Linked DNA regions of Homo sapiens: region 2 is linked to region 1. The links are chromatin loops, found by intact Hi-C in ENCODE. Cell type or tissue: PC-3. All regions are shown on one strand. Links, peaks and the distances in the headings refer to the core of each region. The heading gives the core; the rest is flanking DNA. Region 1 has its middle 88 kb from the start of LINC02628. Region 2 has its middle 33 kb from the start of NRP1.

Region 1 (15,891 bases), core at 7,146-15,145:
TAGCCACAACACACCAAATTAAGAGAAATTGAGCTGGGCACATTGGCTTGTACCTGTAGTCCCAGCTACTTGGGAGGCTGAGGCAGGAGGATGGCTTGAGCTCAGGAGTTCAAGGCTGTGTTGACCCATGATCATGCTACTGCTCTCCAACCTGGGTGAAAGAGCGAGATCTTGTCTAAAAAATAAAAATAAAAAAATGAAAAAAGCACAAACTCTCTAAACTTCAGGATGAAAATCGAAAATGAGAATACCCCAAGAGGAATTACGTGCTTCAGAATTTATCTATTAGAAGGCACAACGTTAAGAAGTATCGAATCAACATAATTCCCCTTAGAGTTCACTTACCTTTGAAACATAGCCAGAAATAATGTAATCTTCCATTTCTAATTTCTGCTTCCTTCCTCTCTTTATAGTGTCTGTGAATTTGCATATCTATGACATCTATATGTATTATGCATTTGAAAAATTTATATAAAGAAAGTGAGAATCGCGGCACATTAGAACTCTAAAAACACTTAAAAGATTTAGTCCAATCCCTAGTTTTAGAGATGAAGGCACTGAGGTCTAAAAACATATCTGAGGTCCATTTACTGAAAGCGGAGTTATTGTCCCAGAAGGGATGGAATCCAGGCTCCTAGCCCCAGCCAAGCCTTCCTCGTGCCATGCTGACCAGCCTACACATTAGCTAGACATCAGACCAAGAGACAGTTCCATTCATCTTGGCACATTCCCATTAGTGGTTATGAGAATTCTATTATTAGAAAACAGCTAGTGTAAGTATTCTCATTTCAAACTCAGGAAATAGAAATGAAATTGAAAAGTATTTAAGTTCACTAAATAGAACATTTAGATGGTTCTAATGTCACCATCCTCATCTTTAAAATGAGGGGGTTAACTGGTCATCCTTGGGTCATCCCCAACCGAAATACTCGAGAATTCTAAATCAAGCTGAATGTTTTCTGTGAGATTTACTCCTTTCCTCTCCCGGTCTATTCCTCCTTAACAATCTGAAACTTTTAATTTCCCCAAATATAAAATAGAGCTAATAATAATTTCCAAGCAGTGGTGACAGCAAATAAGATGATACACATAAGCACATTTGATCCCTTGAATAAAAAGCAATGTGAAGATGCACAGTGAACTACTTGCAGCAGTTCAAAAATAGGAAGTAACTGTAGAATATGATCATCTCTAGATTAAGCACATGTGGGTTATTGTTTGTTTCGTGGATTATTGCTAGCAAATGTTCAATTTCAGGTTGACTCCCCTGCCACTCAGAATGCATCGGGATCCGTCGGGATGAACTCAGGGAAACACTAGCCACTTTTCATGTTTTTATTAGAAAGGTAATCGGCTACTGTTTTGGAAATGCAAATTCCAAAGCACATCAGAACTATGTCATCATGGCATTTTGCCTGCTGTTTTGGGTCATTTACATAACAGTTTCCTTCATTAGCAGGGGTCATCAAGGGCCAATCATAATACAATCTACAGAATTTAGAAAATGCCTTTCTTGTATTATCATTGGTTTCCTCTTTATCATCTCGCCTGCAAAAATATCTGTAAAAAATTCTTAACATTGGTCCATGCTCTTAAATGAATGTGCCCTGGCTAGCTTTTGTTATCTATTAAATAGATATGTTAGTTGCCATTGCGGACATGGCTGCAGTAGAGCGATCTATTAGGTTGGTAGGAAAGCAATTGCAGCTTTTGCCATTACTTTAATTCGAGGCAAAAACCCCAAATTAAAGGTTAAATTTTGCCAAATTCATTGGCAAAAACCGCAATTACTTTTGCACCAACGTAAGGAATCTGACTCAATATATCCCCATTGTCAGCTGATGGTTTCTAATGTATAACTCCTCCGGCAAAGCATACACGGCTAGTTGCAATGAACAAAGGCTTGCTTTAGGAAGAAACTCTCACGGACAGCACACAGGGTGATTTTGAAAGTGTAGGCAAGATCCTTTTAGGAAGCAAGGAAAGCGTGTGTATGGATTTATGTCTGTGTGGGAGAACACAGCTGTAGATAATAGTATCTTCATGTTATTTCTCTTGCCTATCATCCCTTGCCCATTTAAGGGAGTTAATGTGATATTGTGTAAGGAATGGAAGTTTAAATGACTTAATATATAAAGTGAAATATTATTAAAATATTATGTTCAATTCTGCACTTGAATCTTTAAAGGGGATAAAAACAAATGGAAGCTTTTTTGGAGCAGGGCAACCAGACCAGAAGAAACCACACTCTCTGAGGAACATTAAAGGAAATGGGAGAAGTTGTGTCTGGAGATGAGAGGCTCGGGAGGGATATATTAGGTGTCTTTAAATATTCGAGGCATTGTCATAAGGGAGAAAGACTTTAATTATTCTAGTTAATTTTTAGGGATACGGAAGGACAGATCTCAGCTTATAATAAGGAGTTTTTTGTTGTTTTTTGTTTTGTTTTGTTTTACTTTTTGGTTTGTTTGTTTGAAACAGGGTTTTGCTCTGTCACCCAGGCTGCAGTGCAGTGGCTGAATCTCAGCTCACTGCAACTTCTGCCTCCTGGGTTCAAGTGATTCTCCTGCTTCAGCCTCCCAAGTAGCTGGGGTTACAGGCACATGCCACCATGCCTGGCTAATTTGTGTGTCTTTAGTAGAGATGGAATTTCACCACGTTGGCCAGGCTGGTCTCAAACTCCTGACCCCCAGTTATCCACCTGCCTCAGCCTCCCCAAGTGCCAGGATTACAGGCATGAGCCACTGCGCTCGGCCTAAGGATATATTTTCTAAGGATCAGAAAGATGGGAAGATTTGGTGGTCCGTGAGCCTCCAGCTGTGGAGGAGTTTGGACCCCATGTGGCTGATGGCAGGTGAGAGAAGCCAATGCTGGCAAATGATTGGGTCAGGTGATCCCCAAGGGCTCTCTCAGTTTAGGGAGGTTATGATGTTAACAGAGTGACTTTGGCTAAATTACCACCTGGGCCTCCATTATCTCACCTATAAAATGATAGATCTAGACTAACTCAGCAATTGTCAACTACTTTTTTCATAATGGTTCAACAAACTTCCTTTTCCTCTCCCTCCACCCCTGCCTACCTGCTCCTAAATGAAATCTTATATAGAATTCCAACATAAAGAAAGTTTAAGGGAAACTTTAGTCTCTGGAAAAGGGAATTGAAAGCCCGGAGCTCTTTCCCCTCGGCCTCCGGCCTTCCACTCTACCTTTTCTTCCTCTTGGGCAACCTCTGAGTACCTCTGTGGAATCTGAGAATTACAATCTAAAAAACACAAGATTAGGCCCACCACGGTGGCTCACCCTGTCATCCCAGCACTTTGGGAGGCTGAGGTGGGCGGATCACTTGATGTCAGGAGTTCAAGACCAGCCTGGCCAACATGGTGAAACCCCATCTCTACTAAAAATACAAAAATTAGCTGGGTGTGGTGGCGTGCACCTGTAATCCCAGCTACTGGGGAGGCTGAGGCAGGAGAACCGCTTGAACCCAGGAGGCGGACGTTGCAGTGAGCCAAGATCACAAGACTGCACTATAGCCTGGGCAACAGAGTGAGACTTTGTCTAAAATAAATAAATAAATAAATAAATAAATAAATAAATAGATAAAAACTACAAGATTAAAAGCTTTCTAATATTCTTACCAGATCTACATTTTTACTATTGTCATATAATTCTACTATTATTCTTTAGCCAGATTAATAAACATTAAAAATTTCTTTTTCTACCTGTTGCAAGCTTGAGGCTTACAGAAAAGAAATTATGTTGCACAGTGGTTAAGATTACGAACTTCACTTAGAACCATAAAAGCTTGGGTTCAAGTTTCTACGCTGTCTTATTAGTTTGGTGACAAAGGGCAACTTGATTAGACTTTTTAAGCTTGCCGTTGTAGAGGTAGAACGAATACCCCCACCTTATGGAATCTGGGGGAGGAGTAAAATGATCATTATGTTTACAATGTGAAATAAGCCCTCAACAAGGTGGTTATTTCATTAATAAAAAGACCAACTAAAATGGAATGAAAAAATTCTCACACATGGTGACAATTTCTTATCACTGGTAGTAAAAACTAGAAGTCAAAAATTTTATAACTATCTTCCAAAACTTGGCATAAGCCCATCTAAGGGAGGAAATCCGATGACATTGCTATCAGACCCCTCTGACTCTTCTGTGTGGCCTTAAACAAAATCCTCAGCTGGTTTAGGATGCTGTCCCATTAATCAAATGAGACTGCAGTATTAAAAAGATGCCCTCTGGGGAGGAGCCAAGATGGCCGAATAGGAACAGCTCCGGTCTACAGCTCCCAGCGTGAGCGACGCAGAAGACGGGTGATTTCTGCATTTCCATCTGAGGTACCGGGTTCATCTCACTAGGGAGTGCCAGACAGTGGGCGCAGGCCAGTGTGTGTGCGCACCGTGCGCGAGCCGAAGCAGGGCGAGGCATTGCCTCACCTGGGAAGCGCAAGGGGTCAGGGAGTTCCCTTTCCGAGTCAAAGAAAGGGGTGACGGACGCACCTGGAAAATCGGGTCACTCCCACCCGAATATTGCGCTTTTCAGACCGGCTTAAGAAATGGCGCACCACGAGACTATATTCCACACCTGGCTCAGAGGGTCCTACGCCCACGGAGTCTCGCTGACTGCTAGCACAGCAGTCTGAGATCAAACTGCAAGGCGGCAACGAGGCTGGGGGAGGGGCGCCCGCCATTGCCCACGCTTGCTTAGGTAAACAAAGCAGCCGGGAAGCTCCAACTGGGTGGAGCCCACCACAGCTCAAGGAGGCCTGCCTGCCTCTGTAGGCTCCACCTCTGGGGGCAGGGCACAGACAAACAAAAAGACAGCAGTAACCTCTGCAGACTTAAGTGTCCCTGTCTGACAGCTTTGAAGAGAGCAGTGGTTCTCCCAGCACGCAGCTGGAGATCTGAGAACGGGCAGACTGCCTCCTCAAGTGGGTCCCTGACCCCTGACCCCCGAGCAGCCTAACTGGGAGGCACCCCCCAGCAGGGGCACACTGACACCTCACACGGCAGGGTATTCCAACAGACCTGCAGCTGAGGGTCCTGTCTGTTAGAAGGAAAACTAACAACCAGAAAGGACATCTATACCGAAAACCCATCTGTACATCACCATCATCAAAGACCAAAAGTAGAGAAAACCACAAAGATGGGGAAAAAACAGAACAGAAAAACTGGAAACTCTAAAACGCAGAGCGCCTCTCCTCCTCCAAAGGAACGCAGTTCCTCACCAGCAACAGAACAAAGCTGGATGGAGAATGATTTTGACGAGCTGAGAGAAGAAGGCTTCAGACGATCAAATTACTCTGAGCTACGGGAGGACATTCAAACCAAAGGCAAAGAAGTTGAAAACTTTGAAAAAAATTTAGAAGAATGTATAACTAGAATAACCAATACAGAGAAGTGCTTAAAGGAGCTGATGGAGCTGAAAACCAAGGCTCGAGAACTACGTGAAGAATGCAGAAGCCTCAGGAGCCGATGCGATCAACTGGAAGAAAGGGTATCAGCAATGGAAGATGAAATGAATGAAATGAAGCGAGAAGGGAAGTTTAGAGAAAAAAGAATAAAAAGAAATGAGCAAAGCCTCCAAGAAATATGGGACTATGTGAAAAGACCAAATCTACGTCTGATTGGTGTACCTGAAAGTGATGTGGAGAATGGAACCAAGTTGGAAAACACTCTGCAGGATATTATCCAGGAGAACTTCCCCAATCTAGCAAGGCAGGCCAACGTTCAGATTCAGGAAATACAGAGAACGCCACAAAGATACTCCTCGAGAAGAGCAACTCCAAGACACATAATTGTCAGATTCACCAAAGTTGAAATGAAGGAAAAAATGTTAAAGGCAGCCAGAGAGAAAGGTCGGGTTACCCTCAAAGGAAAGCCCATCAGACTAACAGCGGATCTCTCGGCAGAAACCCTACAAGCCAGAAGAGAGTGGGGGCCAATATTCAACATTCTTAAAGAAAAGAATTTTCAACCCAGAATTTCATATCCAGCCAAACTAAGCTTCATAAGTGAAGGAGAAATAAAATACTTTATAGACAAGCAAATGCTGAGAGATTTTGTCACCACCAGGACTGCCCTAAAAGAGCTCCTGAAGGAAGCGCTAAACATGGAAAGGAACAACCGGTACCAGCCACTGCAAAATCATGCCAAAATGTAAAGACCATCGAGACTAGGAAGAAACTGCATCAACTAATGAGCAAAATCACCAGCTAACATCATAATGACAGGATCAAATTCACACATAACAATATTAACTTTAAATATAAATGGACTAAATTCTGCAATTAAAAGACACAGACTGGCAAGTTGGATAAAGAGTCAAGACCCATCAGTGTGCTGTATTCAGGAAACCCATCTCACGTGCAGAGACACACATAGGCTCAAAATAAAAGGATGGAGGAAGATCTACCAAGCCAATGGAAAACAAAAAAAGGCAGGGGTGGCAATCCTAGTCTCTGATAAAACAGACTTTAAACCAACAAAGATCAAAAGAGACAAAGAAGGCCATTACATAATGATAAAGGGATCAATTCAACAAGAGGAGCTAACTATCCTAAATATTTATGCACCCAATACAGGAGCACCCAGATTCATAAAGCAAGTCCTCAGTGACCTACAAAGAGACTTAGACTCCCACATATTAATAATGGGAGACTTTAACACCCCACTGTCAACATTAGACAGATCAACGAGACAGAAAGTCAACAAGGATACCCAGGAATTGAACTCAGATCTGCACCAAGCAGACCTAATAGACATCTACAGAACTCTCCACCCCAAATCAACAGAATATACATTTTTTTCAGCACCACACCACACCTATTCCAAAATTGACCACATAGTTGGAAGTAAAGCTCTCCTCAGCAAATGTAAAAGAACAGAAATTATAACAAACTATCTCTCAGACCACAGTGCAATCAAACTAGAACTCAGGATTAAGAATCTCACTCAAAGCCGCTCAACTACATGGAAACTGAACAATCTGCTCCTGAATGACTACTGGGTACATAACGAAATGAAGGCAGAAATAAAGATGTTCTTTGAAACCAACGAGAACAAAGACACCACATACCAGAATCTCTGGGACGCATTCAAAGCAGTGTGTAGAGGGAAATTTATAGCACTAAATGCCTACAAGAGAAAGCAGGAAAGATCCAAAATTGACACCCTAACATCACAATTAAAAGAACTAGAAAAGCAAGAGCAAACACATTCAAAAGCTAGCAGAAGGCAAGAAATAACTAAAATCAGAGCAGAACTGAAGGAAATAGAGACACAAAAAACCCTTCAAAAAATCAATGAATCCAGGAGCTGGTTTTTTGAAAGGATCAACAAAATTGATAGACCGCTAGCAAGACTAATAAAGAAAAAAAGAGAGAAGAATCAAATAGACACAATAAAAAATGATAAAGGGGATATCACCACTGATCCCACAGAAATACAAACTACCATCAGAGAATACTACAAACACCTCTACGCAAATAAACTAGAAAATCTAGAAGAAATGGATACATTCCTCGACACATACACTCTCCCAAGACTAAACCAGGAAGAAGTTGAATCTCTGAATAGACCAATAACAGGCTCTGAAATTGTGGCAATAATCAATAGTTTACCAACCAAAAAGAGTCCAGGACCAGATGGATTCACAGCCGAATTCTACCAGAGGTACAAGGAGGAACTGGTACCATTCCTTCTGAAACTATTCCAATCAATAGAAAAAGAGGGAATCCTCCCTAACTCATTTTATGAGGCCAGCATCATTCTGATACCAAAGCCGGGCAGAGACACAACCAAAAAAGAGAATTTTAGACCAATATCCTTGATGAACATTGATGCAAAAATCCTCAATAAAATACTGGCAAACCGAATCCAGCAGCACATCAAAAAGCTTATCCACCATGATCAAGTGGGCTTCATCCCTGGGATGCAAGGCTGGTTCAATATATGCAAATCAATAAATGTAATCCAGCATATAAACAGAGCCAAAGACAAAAACCACATGATTATCTCAATAGATGCAGAAAAAGCCTTTGACAAAATTCAACAACCCTTCATGCTAAAAACTCTCAATAAATTAGGTATTGATGGGACGTATTTCAAAATAATAAGAGCTATCTATGACAAACCCACAGCCAATATCATACTGAATGGGCAAAAACTGGAAGCATTCCCTTTGAAAACTGGCACAAGACAGGGATGCCCTCTCTCACCACTCCTATTCAACATAGTGTTGGAAGTTCTGGCCAGGGCAATCAGGCAGGAGAAGGAAATAAAGGGTATTCAATTAGGAAAAGAGGAAGTCAAATTGTCCCTGTTTGCAGACGACATGACTGTTTATCTAGAAAACCCCATCGTCTCAGCCCAAAATCTCCTTAAGCTGATAAGCAACTTCAGCAAAGTCTCAGGATACAAAATCAATGTACAAAAATCACAAGCATTCTTATACACCAACAACAGACAAACAGAGAGCCAAATCATGGGTGAACTCCCATTCACAATTGCTTCAAAGAGAATAAAATACCTAGGAATCCAACTTACAAGGGATGTGAAGGACCTCTTCAAGGAGAACTACAAACCACTGCTCAAGGAAATAAAAGAGGACACAAACAAATGGAAGAACATTCCATGCTCATGGGTAGGAAGAATCAATATCGTGAAAATGGCCATACTGCCCAAGGTAATTTACAGATTCAATGCCATCCCCATCAAGCTACCAATGACTTTCTTCACAGAATTGGAAAAAACTACTTTAAAGTTCATACGGAACCAAAAAAGAGCCCGCATCGCCACGTCAATCCTAAGCCAAAAGAACAAAGCTGGAGGCATCACACTACCTGACTTCAAACTATACTACAAGGCTACAGTAACCAAAACAGTATGGTACTGGTACCAAAACAGAGATATAGATCAATGGAACAGAACAGAGCCCTCAGAAATAATGCCGCATATCTACAACTATCTGATCTTTGACAAACCTGAGAAAAACAAGCAATGGGGAAAGGATTCCCTATTTAATAAATGGTGCTGGGAAAACTGGCTAGCCATATGTAGAAAGCTGAAACTGGATCCCTTCCTTACACCTTATACAAAAATCAATTCAAGATGGATTAAAGATTTATACGTTAGACCTAAAACCATAAAAACCCTAGAAGAAAACCTAGGCATTACCATTCAGGACATAGGCGTGGGCAAGGACTTCATGTCCAAAACACCAAAAGCAATGGCAACAAAAGCCAAAATTGACAAATGGGATCTAATTAAACTAAAGAGCTTCTGCACAGCAAAAGAAACTACCATCAGAGTGAACAGGCAACCTACAACATGGGAGAAAATTTTTGCAACCTACTCATCTGACAAAGGGCTAATATCCAGAATCTACAATGAACTCAAACAAATTTACAAGAAAAAAACAAACAACCCCATCAAAAAGTGGGCGAAGGACGTGAACAGACACTTCTCAAAAGAAGACATTTATGCAGCCAAAAAACACATGAAGAAATGCTCATCATCACTGGCCATCAGAGAAATGCAAATCAAAACCACTATGAGATATCATCTCACACTAGTTAGCATGGCAATCATTAAAAAGTCAGGAAACAACAGGTGCTGGAGAGGATGTGGAGAAATAGGAACACTTTTACACTGTTGGTGGGACTGTCAACTAGTTCAACCATTGTGGAAGTCAGTGTGGCGATTCCTCAGGGATCTAGAACTAGAAATACCATTTGACCCAGCCATCCCATTACTGGGTATATACCCAAAGGACTATAAATCATGCTGCTATAAAGACACATGCACACGTATGTTTATTGCGGCACTATTCACAATAGCAAAGACTTGGAACCAACCCAAATGTCCAACAATGATAGACTGGATTAAGAAAATGTGGCACATATACACCATGGAATACTATGCAGCCATAAAAAATGATGAGTTCATATCCTTTGTAGGGACATGGATGAAATTGGAAACCATCATTCTCAGTAAACTATCGCAAGAACAAAAAACCAAACACCGCATATTCTCACTCATAGGTGGGAATTGAACAATGAGATCACATGGACACAGGAAGGGGAATATCACACTCTGGGGACTGTGGTGGGGTCGGGGGAGGGGGGAGGGATAGCATTGGGAGATATACCTAATGCTAGATGACACATTAGTGGGTGCAGCGCACCAGCATGGCACATGTATACATATGTAACTAACCTGCACAATGTGCACATGTACCCTAAAACTTAGAGTATAATAAAAAAAATAAAAATAAAAATAAAAAATAAAAAAAATAAAAAGAAGGAAAAAGAAAAAAGAAAAAAAAAAAAAAAAAAAAAGATGCCCTGTGGGTGGATCACCTAAGGACAGGTGTTCGAGACCAGCCTGGCCAACATAGTGAAACCCTGTCTCCACTAAAAATACAAAAATTAGCCAGACATGGTGGCGAGCATCTGTAATCCCAGCTTCTTGGGAGGCTGAGGCAGGAGAATAGCTTGAACCTGGGAGGTGGAGGTTGCAGTGAGCCGAGATCACCCCATTGCACTCCTGCCTGGGAGTGCAACAGAGTGAGACTTGGTCTGAAAAAAATAAAAAATAAATAAATTTTAAAAGATGCCCTGAAGAAGGATCGGGGGTTCAGTTTATCCAAGAGAGCACTAACTTTTGGGACTAATTTTCCAAAAGCCAAAAGCCAAAAGCCTTCTTGGCAAAATCTCAGCGCTACCTCTTATAACCCTGCCAAACAGTCTTAGTGCTTTATTTTCTGTCTAGGGACCATCTATACTTTTTACCTAAAATGGAAGTGTATTTGTTCAGCAAACATTTGCTGCACACTTACTCTGTATAGAGTTTTAGAGGAAAACAAGGAAACAGAAGAAATCACATCTTTAAAAGGCTCACAGTTTAATTCAGAGACTTGCAGCCGTACCTTAGAGTTAGGCTAAGAGGGTTCACAGTGACCTTGGTTCCTGCTACTCATCTTCCCTTCCTAGTTATTTCTCTTTGCATCCCTCCTTTGCTAAAGTCTGGAGCTCTCTTGCTGCTCTCTGTCCATCTAAAGTAGCCTTTTGCATTCATTTACATAGACACATCTTTTGATGTTCCATGCTCCAAAACGAACTCTCGTGTTTTTTTCCATATCCCTAATAAGGACTCCCATGCTACAGAGTCTGACCCTAAATGTCTAAAGAAAACAGTCTTACGTGGGGATAAGGTGAACAAGATTAATAGGCTTAATTCTCCCCTTTCCCACCTCTCACTTAGGGAGGATTTATGTTTTAAATAACCTTTACACATGTAAATTAATTAGTCTGAAACAGTGTCATTGGTGGGATGTGTGAGCAGGGTGCTTGAGTGTCGCTTTCTGTTCTGATCGTGTGCTGACCTCCATGCTAAACTCTGAAATCACACATCAGTATGGACTCATTGAATAGTTACATAGAAGGGCCTATCTAGAAACAAACAAATGAAAATTACGTGGAGTATACATGGCTTCATAACATTTGAGGGCAAGCAAAATACAGAGAAACAAATCAAGGAAAAGGTTTGTTGAGACAGACTCCCTGGGGTAGGAATGTTTTCATGTGGGTTTTCAAGGGGGTGACGTCATATGCAAACCCGATCCCACTTTTTCTCCTTTCTTAGAAGTTCTGAAAGAGAGATGAGAGTGCAGATATAGATGAGGATAGTCTGTCTAAGGATAATACCAAAGGTAAGTGTGCTTTGAGGTTTAAAATATTTGCTGGAAGCTATTTACTGACTGGTTACTAGGAGACAGCATGACTCATTGCTAACTTCCCCTCCGGGGCCAGCGTTCAGTCATTTATCACCTAGCACATTGGATCAAGACTGATAGAATCTTTAGAAAAAATTATGGAGTTCTCTATTCTAGTAAGGAGGCACTAAACTGTGGAAATAAAATGATCCCTGAAGATGAGGTCCACTGAGAAAGCATCCCGACATGTGTTCTGTATGTACTAACAGTCCAAGGATTAATGTGTGGTGGAGAGATATATACAAGATAAAATACAAACAACGTACATATTAAACAACTGTACAAAGCAATATTAAACCAACGTCAATAGTGAATACTGTATCTTCCCTGAGGACTTCCCCCCCGACCCCCACCCCAGTTTCTGAATGAATATATTTACATTATAACTCGGTATTCCTAATTTCCATGAAACAACACACTTAAATATTCCTTTAATAATCTTTCTAAAGATTCAAATAAGTAGAATAGATGAGGGTAGATTCCAAACAATCAGGTCTTTCAAGATAATTCATAAATTTAAATATAAATTCTAAGATAAATTTGGAAAATATTGAGGGTTGAATTGACATATGGGAAAAAATTAGTCAAATCATTTATACATTGCCCACAACCACAGGGGCATCACTATAATGTAAAGTTTATTGGAAAATTTTTTTTAGATAGAATCTCACTGTGTCACCTGGGCTAGAGCACAGTGGCATGATCACAGCTCACTGCACCCTCAACTTCCCAAGCTCAAGCCATCCTCCCACCTCAGCCTCCTGGGTAGCTGGGACTACAGGCATGCACTCCATGCCCAGCTAATTATTATTACTATTATTTGTAAAGATGGGGTCTTACAATGTTGCCCAGGCTGGTCTTGATTCCTGGACTCAAGTGATCCTCCTACCTCAGCTTCCCAAAGTGGTGGGATTACAAGTGTGAGCCACTGTGCCCAGCCTCATTGGGAATTTTTACAAAGAAATGTCTTGACATATTTCCATAACAACAACATCAGAATTGTCAGAGACAAAGCCTAGATAATATAAACTTCATCTGATAGGAGAAGGAAAGTATTTAAACATCAAAAGAATGGGAAATGATGTTTGTGCAGTTATGTTTGTGAGTGTGAGAGTGAGTAAGCGTGCAGCATATTGTAAAAATAAGCGAAAGGTGATGTGGCAAGAGTGTGTTTTGAAATATTTATTGAAGCTTTCACTCTGTGTTTTGCCTTGACCTTCGCCTGTTCAAAGAGGTATCAAGGTCCGTGCTGTGGTAGGGTTCCCTACTGTAAAAGCTGTCAAAATTCTGAGTCCATTGAGAAGATCGGTGGCTTAAGAAAGAGTGCAAAGTGCAGCTCTCTCACGGGGAGAGAAGAGAGAGTAAAAGACAGAGAAGGAGGGAGGGAGGAAAGAAGAGGAGATTGCATTTTCTCAGAGCAATTAAGATTTCCCTAGTCCAGGCCAGACACAGTGGCTCACGCCTGTAATCCCAGAAATTTGGGAGGCCAAGGCAGGTGAATCACCTCAGGTCAGTAGTTCAAGACTAGCCTGGCCAACATGGTGAATCCCCGTCACTATTAAAAATACAAAAGTTAGCCAGGCGTGGTGGCGCATGCCTGTACTCCCAGCTACTCTGGAGGCTCAGCTACTCTGGAGGCTCAGGTAGGAGGATCACTTGAACTTGGGAGGTGGAGGTTGCAGTGAGTCGAGATTGCGCCACTGCACTCCAGCCTGGGCAACAGAATGAGACTGTCTCAAAAAAAAAAAAAAAAGAAAAAAAAATTCCCTAGTCCAAGAGTATGAGGATCTGCTCCTGCTCCCTGAGGCCATGGCGGGACCTCAGGGAAGGTGAGTGTGTGATACACCTGGGGAAGTGCCCCAAGACTCTTGGTCCCAAGCTTGGTACAGAAGCCCACAGAACAGAGATTATCACGTGGCCAGGGACAATGTGCCTCTCAACAGGCATCAAACAGAGGGGCCTAGTCTATCCAATATCTTGACATGTCAGGCAGATCCCCAAGCCCTGCTCAAATCTGCTGAAGATGGTGATAGAGAAACCTCAAGAATGGTCAAGCTTTTATTTCCTCCAGCCCAGTGGGAAAAGGGCTTAGAGAGGATATTACATTGATTTATGGAAAATAAAGCATCTGAGTTTATAGACTAAGATTTATACCTGCTACAAAAGTATGAATCCTTTTATCCTATACATATATATACACATATATACTAGAGGGCACATGCTACTGAGACATATTGCTTGGGTTCAGATTTTGCAACACTAACTAGCTGCGTGTGATTTTAGGAAGTTTCTTAACCTCACTGGCCTCAGTTTCTGTGAAACTGAAATTAATCATAGCACCAATTTCACATGGTTGTTGTAAGAATGAGATGAGATCATCTGTATCTTTGGCACAGAACAAAGGCTGAACAATGATAAGCTATCATAATAATTATTATTATTATTTATTTTTCTTCCATAAATGTCCCAGTCACTACCTAAATGTGAAGGAGAGATCTAGTCCTAAAAAAAGGTTTCCATTGACAGCTCAAGTTATTCGTGGATTTTCTTTCATGATAGCCTTAAGAAATAAACAAATAGACAAAAGTCTCTGTTTTTCTTTGGCCCCTAGGTGACCACTAAATTACATGTGAAACAAAACATGTTCAAGAGAAATGTCCCTGGAAGAAAGGAATTTTTCCTAAATCTTAAATAGCAAGTTTCTTGAATCCTAAATAAGGGTAGTGTCACGCCTCTGCCAAGTAGGAATGTCAGTATGGGGGTAGGAAGTCCAGCTGTATCCTCCCATCAAATGGAAATTAGTTGGATTCCTGATGCTAAGGGTTCCCATGGGCTCTTCATATGACAGATAAGAGGACGAGGGGGGTGAAGAATTATTATTTATAAATAACACACCAGAGTGCCTGAGGTTGGCCAACCTTAAATTCAATGTTCAAAGTTTGGAGCAGGTGTCTACAAACTTTTATCCCTAAGCCACACTAAGAGGACTATTTATGAAATACATCTGTATCCTTGGATGGCTATGACAATTGGTAATGGTCATTGGGGTATTATACGAAATATGTTTGGTCTTTGTTCCCAGTTCCTGACATGGGGTTCCTAAAACCCCTGGAATCTTCTGAGTGATAGGACTATTTTTGTTATTTATAATGAAGCCACTTGATCACTTTCTGAGTTTATGGTAAAGAGATTACGTAGGGTGACACCCCTAGATAGTCTCTGTATGGAGCCAGTCAACAGAAAGACAAGGTGATTAGAGGATTAGAAGGTTGGAGCTGTCAGCCCCACCTACTGATAGCTGGTGGGTTGGTGGGGGGCAAATAGAAATCAAGCTTCACAAAAACTTGAACAACAAGATTTGGTGAGTTTCCAGTGGCTGAATACAGGGAGGTACTGGGAGGGTGGAGCCCCAGAGACGGGGTGGAAGTTGTGCACCCCCATAACTCACGGTATCCATCTCTTCCTCAGCTGTTTATCTGTATCCTGTGTAATATCCTTTATAACAAACTGGTGAACATAAGTAAGTGTGTTTCCCTGAGTGCTGTGAGCCATGCTAGCAAATTAAACCCATGGAGGGAGTAGTAGGACCCCCGATTTATAGACGGTTAGTCAGAAGCACAGGCGACAATGTACTAACCTTGCAATTGGTGTCTAAAGTTGGGGAAGCATTGTGAGACTGAGCCCTTAACCTGTGGGGTCTGACACCATTTCCAGGTAGATAGTGTCACATTGAATTAAATTATAGGACACCTAGTTGGTGTCCACTGAAGAATTGCTTAGTGTGTGGGGAAAAATCCTCACACATCTGGTCCCAGAAGTATTCTGGGTTCACTATGAGTGGATGTATGTGGAAGGAGACAGGGACATGTGACCACCCATCCATGCAACACAGCACACTAGGTGTTCACTGAGATACGGGCGTACCTCGTTTTATCGTACTTTGCATTATAGTGCTTCATAAATGTTGCATTAAAAAATTACGAATTGAGGGTTTGTGACAACTCTGCACTGAGCAGCACATTGATCGGCACCATTTTTCCAACAGCAGGTGCTCACTTCATATCTCTGAATCACATTTTTGCAATTCTCCCAATATTTTAAACTTTT
Region 2 (15,891 bases), core at 4,782-12,781, 140 kb after region 1:
ACTTAAAGGAAATGCTTATTGGAGCATTTTTTATTTCAAATTTTCAAATTTGGGGTGCTACATATATCCAAATATTCCAAAATCCCTAAAAATCCAAGACTGAAACACTTCTGGTCCCAAGATTTTGGATAAGGGATACTCAACCTGTATTCGTCTTTTTGACCCTTCTGTTTCTTTTCTTTTGCAAGTTCTTTTTAAACAATCATGACCAAGAAATTAGCTTTTTTTTTTTTAATTTTATTTTTCTTCTCTCCTCTGTGTCCATAGCTCCCTGTGGACTCCTAAGTACATCCATTCAAAGAAAAGAACGCCAGAGACTTAGAGAGGGCTGGCTTTGGGGAAGGCCTTCAAAACACGCCTTCTCATAGGTGCCCAGAGATTCATTAACCTTGCTTCTAAAAACTGCTGGGACTAGAATTTAAACCCAGAGCAGAAAGTCCAAAACCTTTGATTACAATTTCTGGCCTACTTCCAGTAAATCTGGGTCTTCCATCTAAGGTTTCATTCTTGGCCTCAACACTTCACAGAAAGATACGTTTTAATATAATTCACAAAAGCCAGCTATATTTGATAAATTATTAATAAAAATTAAATTAACTTCAACAAAATTTGAACCCAATATCATTAGGTGATTTCCATTTAGAATTTCTATTAATTACTCTGATTTAGTCTAAAATAAATACAAAATATACTTAACAATTCAACACATTTTAAATCTTGCATTTTAATTTCATAGGAGAAACAGGGAATGAAGAAAGAAATAAAATTATTACAATTCGAAATATACAAAACTGTTCAACCCTCGTTTGTTTTATTTGAAAAAAGAAAAGAAAAAAAACCTTGGTTTTCAATTTATTCAAATCAGTGTAGGCACTGCAAATAAAATTTTAGAATGTAGACAGAAGGTCTGTGAAGCATAAATTATAGGTGTTTTCCCAACTGGTTTGTGTGACGGATTTGCTAGATCATAAAAGTTTAATTCACTAGAACTTGGTTCTTCTGAAAAATAAACTAACTGGGCTTGAAAAATCGCATTCATTCATTTAAGGAATTTATATTGCTGTCCACAACACTTGGCAACATGGAAGACAGAGAGAGAGACAGAGAACAATTTCTGACATTAACAGGTACATAGCCTAGAAAGTTGGTTGCAATTACTTGAAGAAAAGGAAGAAAAGTACAGAAACATACATTTGCTATGCTGGAAATCTCAGGAAATCTCGTTTTGGTAAACATGGATTACATGTTGAATTCCCTTGCCCCATTTTGGTTGTCTGTAGCTTGCTTATAAAAAAAAAAAATTGTCCAGTGTTTAAGCATGAGTGAACATACAATGATGAATAACCCATAATCCTTGTCCTCAAGGAATTGCTGATCTTATAATCACTGATAACTAAGTGGTTTTTAATAAGAAGGGAAATCTCCTCTCCCCCAAAACAAGAATAGATAGTTTTGAATAAAATAATTAGAGAGACAAAAGAACCAAATAGTTGGAATTTGTAGAAAGGGGATTATGTTAAGATTGACAACTGACTTTTCAGTGACAAGCTCAACATAGAAGAAAAACAGACTTCAGGGAGCAAATTTGAATTTCTGGGCCAAAAACCGGTTGTGGTTTGGGAAGATAATGCAGACCCAAAGAAATCTGTGAGAATGGCCTCTCTATCTACACAAAGCTGGATACTTGTCTACACTGGATACTTAAATGTTTCTTTTTCCTTTTTGTTATTTATTTATTTATTTATTTATTTTTTGAGATGGAGTCTTGCTCTATTACCCAGGCTGGAGTGCAGTGGTACCATCTTAGCTCACTGCAGTGTTTGCCTCTCAGGTTCAAGTGATTCTCCTGGCTCAGCCTTCCAAGCAGCTGCGACTACAGGTGTGAACCACCACGCCCAGCTACTTTTTGTATTTTTAGTAGACATAGGGTTTCACCATGTAGGACAGGCTGGTCTTGAACTCCTGACCTCAAGTGATCTGCCCGCCTCAGCCTCCCAAAGTGCTGTGAGTCATTGCGCCCAGCCTGTTAGGGAGGAATTGGGACTGCCTTCTACCTATAGTAAGTGGTGACCCCTGGCCCAAAAAAGAGTTTCAAAGGTGGAAGATTGAATGTCAGAAGCAGAAACTGCAGGATGCACACCCTGCACACCCCGCACACCTCCTCCTGCCTCCCACTTCAAGTCCCATGACCTTCGCCCTACCTCTCAGCACCAAAAGCAGCAAAGCTAGGCCACCAGAAGGGCTACATCATCATCAACAGTAATTTAGACCCTTAGCAACAACCAATTTAGACCTTAATGACTCTCATTCTGCACTTTTTCACTCTGCAGAATATAGATAAAATAACAAGCACATCAGAAATGAGGTAAGTGAGAAACTGAAATTGTAAACTTGGACTTGAAGTCTGTACTTCAGTGCAACTTTTAAACTTCAGTCTTAGAGATTGTCTGTTCATAATATGAAACTAAGACTCAAGTAAACCTTTTAAAAATCTGGATCAGCCTGTAATCCCAGCACTTTGGGAGGCCAAGGCGGGCAGATCATGAGGTCAGGAAATCAAGACCATCCCGGCCAACATGGTGAAACCTCGTTTCCATTAAGATACAAAAATTAGCCAGGCATGGTGGTGTGTGCCTGTAATCCCAGCTACTTGGGAGGCTGAGGCAGAATTGCTTGAACACGGGAGACAGTGGTTGCAGTGAGCTGAGATCGTGCCACTACACTCCAGCCTGAGCAACAGAGCAAGACTCTGTCTCAAAAAAAAAAAAAGAAAAAAATCTGGATTAAAAAAAACCTTTTTTTGTGTTCAGTAGAATTGGCAGATTTGAAACAGAATCTATGACAGTATCTACCTGAAAACCCTTGAATTACTTGAAAAAAGAATCTCACAGAACCACGGAAACTCAAGTTGGCGAGAACTTGGAGAGTAATCTCCAAAACCAAGGAATAGATTTTCCGGGGAATTCTCTACTTGGAAGTACCTAAGGTATTGGCAATTCTGTACTGGAAGCTACTAGGGTTTGGATGTTTGTCTCCTCCAAAACTGATGTTGAAACTTAATCCCCAATGTGTCAGTATTGAGAGGTGGGGCCTTCAAGAGATGATTGGATCATGAGGGCTCTTCCCTCTTGAATGGATTAATCCAGTCGTGGATTCACGGTTATCATGGGAGGGGAACTGGTGGCTTTATAGGAAGAGGAAGAGAGACCTGAGCTAGCCCATCAACACGCTTAGCCCCCTTGCCATGCTATACCTTGAGCTGACGTGGACCCTACCATGAAGAAGGCTCTCACCAGATGCAGCTCCTCAACCCTGGACTCTTGGCCTCCATAACTGTAAGAAATACCTTCCTTTTCTTGTAAATTACCGACTTTCAGGTATTCTGTTATAAGCTACAGAAAATGGGCTAACACAGAGACTAAGGACTACTTATCCTTCAATATTCCTCCCACATCATCCTTGACAAAGTCTGCCTATGTGAGAAGCTATGCTACTCACATTTCTGAAACTAATTGGTAAATAAGACTATATGCTTGCCTCCAAAAACAGGACAAAGTAATTTTGACAACTACAACAAAATAATTTGAACTAGGAAACACATAAGGGAATCTTGCCATTCAAAGCAGTAAAACGAGGCCAGGTATGGTGGCTCATGCCTGTAATTCCAGCACTTTGGGAGGCTGAGGCGGGTGGATCACCTGAGGTCAGGAGTTTGAGACCAGCCTGGCCAACATGGCAAAACTCCATCTCTACTAGAAATACAAAAGTTAGCCAGGCATGGTGGCAGGTGTCTATAATCCCAGCTACTCAGGAGTCTGAGGCAAGAGAATCTCTTGAACCTGGGGGAGCAGAGGTTCCAGTAAGCCGAGATTGTGCCACTTCATTCCTGGCTGGGCAAAACAGTGAAACTCCATCTCAAAAATAAATAAATAAATAAAATCAGCAGTAAAAAGAGTTAGGGAAAGGAAGACTTCTCATTCCCGCAATTTTTTTCTCAAAAACTCGAACTTCTAGAAGGACCTGTTCATTTTTTCATTTTTCAAAGTCCTTTTCCATTGATGCCCTCATCTCCTTAGATAAAGCCAAACATGGAATTATTTTTAAGTCATAACTTTTAAAGAGAAATAAAATTTGAAGGGTAGTATACACAAAAATCCATCCTGCATTTCATAAATTATAAACCTGAGGCATAAGGAACTTAATGACTTGCTGAAGGTCGTATAGTGAATATATCAAAAAACCAGGGCCCTATCTTCTAGGAAGATTAGAGTCAGATAAGCGTTGACTCTAGGGACAAAACAATAATGAGGTAATGTTTATAAAGCACTTAGCTACAAACCTGGAATATAGTAAACACCTAATAAAGGTCATCATAATATGTTTCTGTCTTCAGCAATCTCTGGATGATAAGTATGATGAAGGAAATAGGTGGGGAAGGACGTGCTGAGTAATGAAGAACTGCTAATTTCATACAAGGGGAATCCTATTTAAATTCGTAGTAACCATACCTCCTGCCCCCTTGACATAGACTCCTTTTAGCCTGGCTCTTTGATTTAAGATAAATTTCAGCCTATTTCTTTTGCCTTCTCTACCTCTCTGAACACTAAATTTTGAGTGCCCATTAACATTAAAAATACCAGCCTGATACACATCAATTTGGATTGGAAAATAAAGAAAGCTTAAAAACAACAACCAAAAATACCAGCAGTGTACTCAATAAAGTGGGAAATGAATGACAGGACTACAAAAATTTACTTCAACAGACTTCAGAGAATGTAACTTAATTTTTGTCAAATGCAAAAGGCATATTTTCAAGCTTCAACAAGGAAACCTAAATATTCAAAATGCCTAAACTTTGTTGAAGATTCATTCAACAAATGCTCACAGATCTTTCATTTGTCTGGGTAGACCTCTTGATGGTAAAATCTATCCAAACTAGCTATGGTCCTTCTATGATTTGGATCTGGTTTGTATGACTCAGCCAAGTCTCAAGTTGAAATATGATCCCCAGTGTTGGAGGTAGGGCCTGGTGAGAGGTGTTTGGACCCTGGGGTAGATCTATTCATGGCCAAGGCTAAGGGGTGCCAGCATGTGCAGATCATATGGGCAACAGAGGAAACAAGAGAGGGGAGGGAGGTGCCCTGCTCTTTTTAACAACCAGTTCACATGCTGGTTCCCCTTCCCCTTCCGCCATGAGTGGAAGCAGCCTGAAACCCTTACCAGATGCACATGCTGGCTCCATGCTTCTTACACAGCTTGTAGAACGGTTAGCAAAATAAACCTCTATTCTTTATAAATTATGCAGCCTTAGGTATTCCTTTATAACAACACAAAAGGACTAAGACAGGTCCCTGCAACTGTATTTTCAAAGAAGCAATTCCACCAAACCTAAAATGGCTTGACTGTGTTCCCACCCAAATCTCATCTTGAATTGTAGTTCCCATAATTCCCAAATGTCGTCTTGAATTGTAGCTCCCATAATTCCCAAATGTCATGGGTGGGACCAGGTGGAGGTAACTGAATCATGAGGGCAGTTTCCCCCATGCTGTTTTCATGATAATGAGCAAGTCTCACAAGATCTGATGGTTTTATAAGCATCTGGCATTTCTCCTGCTGGCACTCATTTTCTCTCTATTCCCGCCCTGTGAAGGGGTGCCTTCACCGTAATTGTAAGTTCCCTGAGGCTCTCCAGCTATGTGGAACTGTGAGTAAATTAAACTCTTTTCTTTATAAACTACCCAGTCTCAGGTATTTATTCAAAACAGGGTGAGAACAGACTAATACAAAACCCTTCTGCCGGTGCCTCATTCCTCTATCTTATTCTCTTGAGTGTTTATCGAATGTGATCCTCCCTCCACAAAAAAATTAGAGTCAGAGTATCTAAATAACTTTCTCCGAAATCTTAAAGCATTTGACATTTATCAGCAAACTAATTTCACCTGTAGGATGAAACTAATAAAGTGCAGTACCTCCCCCCTCCCGGCCCCGCCCCTGCTTTCACCATGTGAACTGCCTGCCACCACTTCGCCTTCTGCCATGAATAAAAGTTTCTTGAGGCCTCCCCAGAAGCAGATGCTGGCACCATGCTTCCTGTACAGTCTGCAGAACCATAAGTCAATTAAGCCTGTTTTCTTATAAATTATCCAGTCCCAGTATTCCTTTAAAGCAATGCAAAAATGGCCTAATAAATGTCTTTTTTTTTTTTTTTTGAGATGGAGTCCCACTCTGTTGCCCAGACTGGAGTGCAATAGTGCTATCTCAGCTCACTGCAAGCTCCGCCTCCCAGGTTCATGCCATTCTCCTGCCTCAGCCTCCCGAGTGGCTGAGACTACAGGCGCCCACCACTGTGCCTGGCTAATTTTTTGTAATTTTAGTAGAGACGCGGTTTCACCGTGTTAGCCAGGATGGTCTCGATCTCCTGACCTCATGATCTGCCCACCTCAGCCTCCCAAAGTGCTGGGATTACAGAAAGTGTTTTTTAAAAAAAGAAATTCCTTCATTTTCCCAGATCCCAATTTCTTTGTCTATAAAATGATGGGATTATGTCAGTTGCTGGATTTTCAGCTTTAGAATTTTGTGAGGCAATGTCATTGATTTCATTTTCTAAATATGTCCGCTATCTTCTATGTTGCATTCTACCCTGACCCAGCCAATGCGATCTCTCTCGTAATAGAAACACCACTCACCAAGGTGGTCAGACAATAACCTAGAAGGCATCCTTCATGCCTTTCTCTCATAACCCACATTCAATCCATTTTAAGTACCGTGAGCCCTGATTTCAAAACATATGCTGAGTTTGTCTCTTTCTCACCATCTGCGCTGTTATAATTGCATTCCAAGCCACCTCACTCTCTCTTTTCTCCTAACTTCTTTTCCTGCTTCCACTTTTGCTCTTATAAGGTTTATTCTCTACACAGAAGCCAGAGTGATCCTTTTAAAACATAAATCAAATTCTTCCCTTTTCTACAACGAGCATGTGCAGGTTTCCTTCCATCTTAGAACACCTTGTGAAGTCCTTACCGTGGTCTGCAAGAGCCTACAAGGTTCCACCACTATGATAACATTCTCCCTTGGCTTACTGCCCTCCAGCCACACTGGCTCCCTGTTGTTCCCACTCAGGGCATTTGCACATGCTAACCCTCTGGCTGGAACACTCTCTTGGTACCTCCACTTGACCCCCTACCCTACTTCACAGGTCTCTGTTTCAATGTTCTCTCCTCAAAGAGAGTCATCTTGATCTCCTTATCTAAAATAACTGCCCCATCACTCTCCGTTGATTCCCTCATTCTTTAGTTTGCTTCCTGCCTCTTATTACCAATGTGTTAGATTGTTTCTCTACTGGTCGGTAATGAATCATGCATTCTCATATCCATGCCCCTAGCTTTGTGACTTTCTCTGGCCTGTGGGGCATTAGCAAACATGACACACACAGAAACTCAATAAGCACTTGCTCTTTGGTACTTGTTCCCATGGAACCCTAAGACCACCCAGAGACAAAACATGATGTGGTCAGAAGGGCCTGGCCACCCAGTGCGCCCAGCCAAGCCCAGCCAAGCCCAGCCACCAGCTGACCTTCCGGTTCAAAGGAGCCACAAGTGTGAGTCCAGGTGAGGGCAGCAAATGACCCACCCTCTTGCCCACAAAATAGTGGGAAATCATGAACAACTCTTGCTTTAAGATACTTAGTTTGAGGGGTTTTTTCAACAAACTAAAATATAACCAATGCAGCTCTCATGGCTTATTATGTTTTCTTATTGTTATATTATTATTCTTATTCCATTGAAATGTAAACTCCATGAGTAAAGGGGCTTGGTTTGTCATTATTGTTAATTCCACCACATAGAACAACTCATTGAGTATATATTCAATGGTGTTGAGGATACTCTTAATAAATATGTATCAACTTAATGACTGTATGGATGAATGAATGAGCAATTTCATAGTTTACAGACAAATATGCTACTTAGCCAAAGCAAACTTTCTCAGGACCATTCTGTATTTTTAGGTTATAAGAAGAGGCATAAAGGTGGCATTTCAGGTTGTTTCTCATAATTCACCCTGTTTGAAAATGGAAGTTTTCCTCCCAAAATCATTTGAAACCTGTAATTTAAACCTCCCAACCTCAGTCCTGATATTTGCACTACACTCTGCTGTCCATCAGTGACTCCTGTAGGAGAAGTCACTTCAAAGTGTGTGGCTGTCAATAGCTGGTTAACACCAAAGTGCAACAAGCACTTTGCCAGAAAACTCTTCACCATTCATCCTAAGTGATGGAGAAGTACCAGAGAGAATAGGAAAGGTATCTGACAAGATGAACCTAACCTGAACAAGTGCAGGGCAATTTGAAATGTCTTACAATGTTTCTGTTCCTTTACACAGTAGGTGCCCATGGCCCAAACCACTGCAGTGCCTACCCCATCTTTCTGTTAAATCTGAATCCCTGTGAGCTTGTGATGCATGAGCTGAATGTTTGGCTGACTACTTTATTGATTTTTAAATGTACCCATCGCTGAGCCTTCAGATCCATGTACAAAGAACGATACACCTTTTAAGTAACAGTTATTTTCTGGAGGGTATAATTATAGTTATAAAACTGCCATTCCTCCCACCATGTTAGAAAAAATGTCTCCCTGCTCACCAGCAGCCTCTGGCCCTGATGAATGAAGAAGGACCTGTACATGAGGAAGCTCAATAAATTCTATGGGTGACAGAGGAATGCAGAGCAAGAGGCCAGATCTAACATCCCGTCCCCTGCATGGTACACTGGCTCTGCTTCTTCCCAGTCAGACCAAGACTGGGAAACCAAATTGACAAATGAGGCACCAAAAAATAAAACCTTAAATGGAGCCACAAAGCCAGTTGAATATAAGCAGACATTAGACTGCAGAGATCAAGTTGTCTAGGGCCATTAGCCTTAGGGACAGCCTGGTGTCACAGAAGGCAGACAGACCTATGAACTGGGTGCTGGCCTGCTTGGGACTGTATCCCACTGGTTTCATAGCCTGGAGTCTCTTCAGCTGTCTGGAATGCAGTGTTTTTATCTGCAAAATGAGAAAATTGTACTAGATGAGCTCTAAGGCCCTTTTAGGCTTAGAATGTTATGGACCTAAATCAGCAATATCAAAAACATGCTGTTTTACCCTATCTCAAGAGGTGAGCCATGAAATCAGTATTTTTAGCAATTGCTAAGCGTAAATTAATAACCCTACAAAGCAAATTGTTTTTATAAAACTGCCTCCTTGATGTTGCATTATATTTGTCTCTAAAGCAAACAATATGAATTGATTTATTCTGCAAGTATGTATTGAATGCTACTGTTAGAGAAGCAGCAAGTTCATATGCCCACTGTGCAGTAAGAGACCAATACAATGAGACAGCAGGACTTGCAGCAGAGAAAGAGTTCAATGATCACAAGGCAGCAGAGTGAGGAGATGGGAGGAGCCCCTTCAAAACCATCTCCCCTAGGAATTCTGGGCTGGAGTTTTTAAGGGAGACATGGAGGGTGAGGGGCTGGAAAATTGGGGTTGTTCATTTTTCAGGGTAAGGGGGATGAAATCATCAGGATGTGGAAACTGTATTCTTTGGTGAATCACCTCCTGTGGGGTTCTTCAGACCAGCTGAGTCACTAGTAGTTTTATTGGTATGCAGGAACTGAGAGAATATCTCAAAGGGAAAACAATTCTTTGTAATGTTCAAGTTATCTGTAGATCAGTAAAGGGGAACTTTTATCTTGTAACAGGGTCTACATGATTCTGAGGCAACAGGCAGCAAACCACTATGAGGAAGCAGGCTGACCTCATGACTAATGCAGAGTGTGCTTCAAGCTTGGCTTATTTTTATTTCTCCCCCTTCCTTCTCCCCTGATTAACTCTACAGTTTATACACTTTATAGTTTTCATCAGGGGAGAAGGAAGGGGGATGGTTTCACTACTGTATGTTGGATTGTCTAGCACAGAGGACAAGATAGATGAGGACTCTGCCCCCAATACCCCATGGAAGGCTGTGGACATGTTATAAAGGATCTTCCATTCCAGGCCAAAGAGTCTGGATCTGAATCTATAGGGAATGAGTTCCTGAAGACTTTAAAGGAAGGAGTTACAGGTCACTGTGGTTCAAAGTGGGATTATTCTGGCAGCAGAGCTTCTGAAAGGGGAAGGAGCAGGAGTTAGAGAGGCCAACAAGAAGGCTGCTCTCATACTGTGAGTAAAAAATGATGGGGCCTCTCTGCTTCTGCTACTGACGTCTAACTGTTGTAACAAATAGACCCAACCATGTCATAGCTCAACACAAGAGGCATTGCTCTGGGCAGTCACTCAGGACTGTGGGGTAGCTGTCCTCTGGCATGTTCACTCAGAGACCCAGGCTCTGCCATGTGCAGTTCCACCTCCCACAGGGCCTTGTAACTGGCAACATTCAGCCAGTAGAAGATGAAATGGCAGGAAGAATGTGAATGGCAGGTTCCTAGGGGCCAAGCCTGCAAGGGGCATGTGCCATTTTATTTATCTTTCCATTGGCATGGCCAGGTAGATACCAGGGAGCCTTAGAAAACCATGTCCTCTCTCAAGTGCCCAGGATGACAAGGACAATGGATTGTGGATAACTTTTGGAAGTTTCTTCTATAAGACATGAGCAAAGAGAAACTGGCTGGAAGGATGAAGATGCGGGGATGAAATGAGGAGATCCTTTCTGCAGTATGATCACAGGATATGGTGACAATTTGGAAGGAAGCTAGAAAATGAAAGGGAGAGGCTTGGTGATGACCCAGAAGTTTCTAGCTTGGAAAATTGAAATGAAAAATATTGCAAATAAGATGTAATCTTTTTAGGAGGGCAATATGGTGTTATCCATCAAAATTTCAAATGGAGCATACCTTTCACACAAACATTCTACTTTAAGAACTTATCCTACGGAAAAATTAACACAATCTATATGCAAAGACATTCACTGAGTATTACTTGAATTAGCCAAAAAAAGGAAAATTATGTAAATGTCCACAAAGAGGATGAGTTAAAATAAATTATAGGCATATAAGTATGCAACTATTAAAAATAGCAAGATTAATCTATATGTATTGATATAAAAAGATGTCTGAATTGCACTGTCACATTTAAAAAGCAAGTTGCAGAATGACATATACAACTGTGTTTTGGGATAAAAATATATGTATGTATATTCATTGAAGAAAAACTCTAAGAATATACCAAAACCATTAGTGTTTATTTTGAGAGTGGTATATTGTTTAAATGTATTTTTTCTACAGACTGCCTGTTTACACTTGCATAATAAAAAACATATATAATTTTGGTTTTCAAAGTTATTATTATCATTTTATAGATTAGATAAAGCCATGCATGCATAGGCTTAAAGGAAGGAGCAGGAGGTGAGTTCCGGGTATGTATGTGTGCACGTGTGGATATGTGTGCTGTTGTTTTTGTTGTTCCTCCAAAGCACTTTGTAACATCAGCAGTTTTCTTATTTTAGAATAGAGAAAACAGAGGCTCAAAGAAACTAATGGCTTCCTGAAGATCACACACATCTGAAGGATCTTTACTCAGGCTTTATGTAAAAGATTGTCAAGCCCTTCTCTGCCGGGGCTCTATTCTACACAAGCCCCCAGCAGGCAGACATGAGTGGTGGCCTGATGGGCCCACAGGGGTGAGCAGAGAGAGCAGACAGACAAAGGCAATGAGCAAAATAACATGGGATATGCCTTTTATTGGAAGAACAAGTGAAATGCCAACTAAAATAACCCTTTTGTCTATTTTCACCTTGCCCAATTCCTCCTATTTCTCTTTCCTCTTCTTGCTCCTTCCCTCTTTTTGGATTCTGCCACTTTTCTTTTCTTTCCTCTCTCTACTAAAAAGAAAAAAAAACTGAGGTGAGGAGACAGGGGAGGAAAAAGGGAGATACAAATCTTTCCATTGTTTTCTGTATTGTCCAAATGTAGCCATAGGGCTTTTCGTTTGTTTGCATTGTATATGTTTTTATTTTAGTTTGTAATCATAGGCACTTGAAAGACACGGGCAGTGCAATTTGGGGTATTTGGTATTCTGCCTTCTACAGGGAAACAGTCCTATCCATAAACCTCTATTATTAACCTCTTGATCATAGGTACCATTGAAGAAATAAGTGGCAATTGTTGATTTGCTAAAATTATACTTTGATCTTAGCAATTAAGTTCTGTGTGTCTATCCTTTCTTAATCGATCTAGTCATCTTGGTCAAATGAGTTCCATGAAACAAATAACAAGGGCATACATTTAGTTTTAAATTCTTTGTGTTGTTTTTGATGAATCATAAATGAATGTATAGTAAAGATTATAAAAGAGATTTTATCTGTAAGGTATTTCATAGTGAACCTAACCATCACACATACTTGTATGAGCTCACAGAAGCCTATTTCCACATAATAAGACACTCCATAATCTACACTTGAAATCTGATGGTTAGCTTTACAGTCACTACATACAGAGAGACAGAGAAAGAGAGAGAGAGAAACTTGGCTTGGCAAATATCACTAATAGCCAATACTGTTGCAACTTCATCTCTATTGCTTTACTCTTAAAAATGATAAGCAGAAGAGGGGTTCTTGCATTTAATGTAACAATGCAATTGTTATTGTACAGATAATCCTAAAATGCAGATGGTGATATCTAAATAAAGTTAGTAACAGTTACTGAAAATAGTTTGTTATATTCTTTTTTAATAAATGAAAATAATAAGCTTCACCATGCAGATTTGCTTTGAATATAACAATTCAGACAACTTCAAAGTTATTGCAGTGTATTCAGATGACAACAAAAGGTGTAATATTTTTATTTGTAATAAAAATTCACATAAGACGCTTTTCAAAAAATACAATTGTGTGTGAATGTCTTAAATTGTTATCATTTCTAGAAATCTTCTTCAGCTTTCTCTGCTCTCAAGAAAACCAAATAAATTAGATGAGACTGAGCATTAATTGGTTGCCAAGATTCATTTTTGTCAAAATCATTTTGGAGTTGTAGATGTTCATAAGAAGACTAATTGCAAAGTGGTTTAAATTATTTTTATTACAATTTAATTGTTCCAAACAATTTTCCCTTAGGATTATTTTTTCGAAGTCATTTGTTTCACTTTATCAAATGACCTTTTAAGAAGTTCTATAATCTGCATACGTTGTCAAGACAAAATAGAAAATATGCAGATACACCGGCACTGCCAGTTTCTTTTCTTCTCTTCTTTCTTCTCTCTTCTCTCTTTCTTTCTGAAAGCCATGTATCTTCTTATTAAAATAATTCAAACAAGAAAGACACATATAAGTAAAAATCAAAAAGCCCTGCCTAAATTTAATCAGCCTAATTTAGCTTTTGTGAAAAGTGAAAATATTTTAAAATAGTATACTCAATATTTGATATGAAAAAGAATATGAAAACATTCAAACAGATGCTGTTTATAATATTGTATTAGTCCATTCTCACATCACTGTAAAGAAATACCCGAGATGGGGTAATTTATAAAGAAAAGAGGTTTAATTAGCTCATGGTTCTGCAGACTGTGCAAGAAGCACAGCAGCTTCTGCTTTTGGGGAGGCCTCAGGAAGCTTACAATCATGGCGGATGGTGAAGGGGAAGCAGGCATGTCTTACGTGGCTGGAGCAGGAAGCCTAGAGAAAAGGGAGGTGCTACACACATTTAAACAACCAGGTCACATGAAAACTCACTCATTATCATGAGAAGAGCACTGAGGGGATGGTGCTGACCCATTCATAATTAACCAGCACCATGATCCAATCACCCCCCACCAGGCCCCACCTCCAAAATTGGGGATTACAATTCAACATGAGATTTGGTAGGGACACAGATCCAAACCATATCAAATATTAATATATCATCTAGAATATATAATAAAAATATAATACGAATATATCTATATCTTTGTTTCTTTTTCACAAATCTGAATTTTCAATTAAGTGTTGCATTTTGTCTTTAAAGTTTTTTGTATGGGAATCTTTGAAAACCCTAAAAGTTGTTTCTTTCCAGGAGTACAATCTTGTACATTTTCCTTTCTGTGTGCTGACCGATACCAAAGTGTGTCAGTCATCAAAATACATACAGATACATACAACCTAGTATATTTGCATTTGCCTAATATGAAAGTTACATTATTTGACATCTGAGTCCACAAGATAGAGAGGAAGCTTGGAGACTGACAGTCTGACTGATGGTCCCCTTTCTATTCATACATTGAGCAAGTTTCCATGGGGTCGATATGAAGATTTGGACTGTCTGCCCTTCCAGTCTTGCGACGACACAAGAAAAGTAATAAAGGTGGAAAACAGAATGGGATTCATCTACAAATGATCAAACAAACACAACATTATTTAACGGCTAAAAGCTGGGTGTATTTAATATGTAATTTACTCTCAATAATAATGTCAGTCTCATCTATATGTACTTATCTATATGATGGTACTTGGAGATGGGGCATTTGGGAGGTAATCAGGTCACAGGGTGCAGGCTGCATGATGGGATTAGTGACCTTATAAGAAGAGATAAGAAAGAGCTTGCTTTCTCTCTCTTCTCCCTCTACCGGGTAAAGTACACAATGAGAAGATGGCAGTCTGCAAACCAGGAAGAGGGTCTTCAACAAGAACCCCAACCATGCTGCCACCCTGATCTCACAGTTCCAGCCTCCAGAACTGTGAAAAATAAGTATTTGTTGTTTAAGCTACCCTGCCTATGGAATTTATTGTATCAACACAAGCTGACTAAGACACATGCATTAATATGTGGCCATGGGGTGAATATGGAAAAAACCAAGAAGTGGAAACATACACAGATTAAAGAGTTTTGTTATGGATTGAATTGTGTACCCCTCAAATTCACATGTTGATGCTCTAACCCATGATGCGACTTTATTTGGAGACAGGGCCTTTAGGGAGATAATTAAGGTTAAATGATGCCGGGCCCAGTGGCTCACACCTGTTATCCCAGCACTTTGGGAGGCCAAGGCAAGCAGATCACCTAAGGTCAGGAGGTCCAGACCAGCCTGGCCAATATGATGAAACACCATCTCTACTAAAAACACAAAAATTAGCCAGGTATGGTGATGCACACCCACAATCCCAGCTACTAAGTAGGTTGAGGCAGGAGAATTGCTTGAACCTGGAAGGTGGAAGTGGCAGTGAGCCGAGATTGTGCCACTGCACTCCAGCCTGGGCGAGAGAGAGACTCCGACTCAAAAAAAAAAAAAGAAGATTAAATGAGGTCTTAAGGGTGGGGCCCTAACATATCCTTATAAGAAGAGGAAAGGACATTGGCTATCTCTCTCATCTGGACCCTCACATGTGAGGCCATGTGAGGACTCAGCAAGAAGGCTTCAGTCTACAAGACAGCAAGTGAGGCCTTGCTAGACACAAACCCTTAATCTTAGCCTTCTAGTCCTCAGAATGGAGAGAAAATAAATGTATGTTATTTCAGCCACCCAGCCTATGATATTTTGTTACAGTTGCCTGAGTAAACCCATTTTAATACGGGTTTAAAATGTGTGTTCATCCATTTGCTAATGAAAGGTGAATGGAAAAGGAAAGATGGAAGATATAGGAGAGGTGCAATAACTGGTGGAACAACGTACCAGAGGAGACTTGAGGTGATGGTATCCAGAACACAGGCAACTTTCACTGAATAGAGCAATTGTTCCAGAATTTTCTAGATAGGGACTTTGAGAACTTCATGAGCATTCTGACTTCTGGCACGTACAGTATTTTAAGAAACGTTTCAAAGTTGTACCCGTTCCCCTTTAGCTCAGAGGAAATGATCCCTCTTCCAAAAGTAAGCCCTACCTATGCCTAGGGTTTCAAAACTTCCCACAACCTGGAGATCTCTTGGACTGGTTTCTTCCTCACCTTTCT

Evidence for each region. A loop is a pair of places that touch in the nucleus more often than their neighbours do. Peaks named below come from ENCODE experiments on the same cell type or tissue, not always from the same donor. Only the 100,000 strongest peaks of a DNase experiment are listed, where the experiment ranks them.
Region 2: it touches region 1 in a loop (2.2-fold over the local background); 4 of 110 quality-filtered maps call a loop at or near these places.

The regions. Positions count from the first base shown.
Region 1 is chr10:33,505,235-33,521,125 of GRCh38, reverse strand. No RefSeq gene overlaps it. Among named protein-coding and RNA genes, the nearest start is that of LINC02628, 88 kb to the left of the region's middle. RefSeq lists a silencer at 1,211-1,505 and enhancers at 1,111-1,952, 4,530-5,121. In PC-3, for the core only: no CTCF peak of the experiment used is centred there; DNase peaks (open chromatin) are centred at 11,655 and 12,935; H3K4me3 peaks cover 1,218 bases; H3K27ac peaks cover 2,547 bases.
Region 2 is chr10:33,359,842-33,375,732 of GRCh38, reverse strand. No RefSeq gene overlaps it. Among named protein-coding and RNA genes, the nearest start is that of NRP1, 33 kb to the right of the region's middle. In PC-3, for the core only: no CTCF peak of the experiment used is centred there; DNase peaks (open chromatin) are centred at 9,642 and 12,412; H3K4me3 peaks cover 4,251 bases; H3K27ac peaks cover 4,872 bases.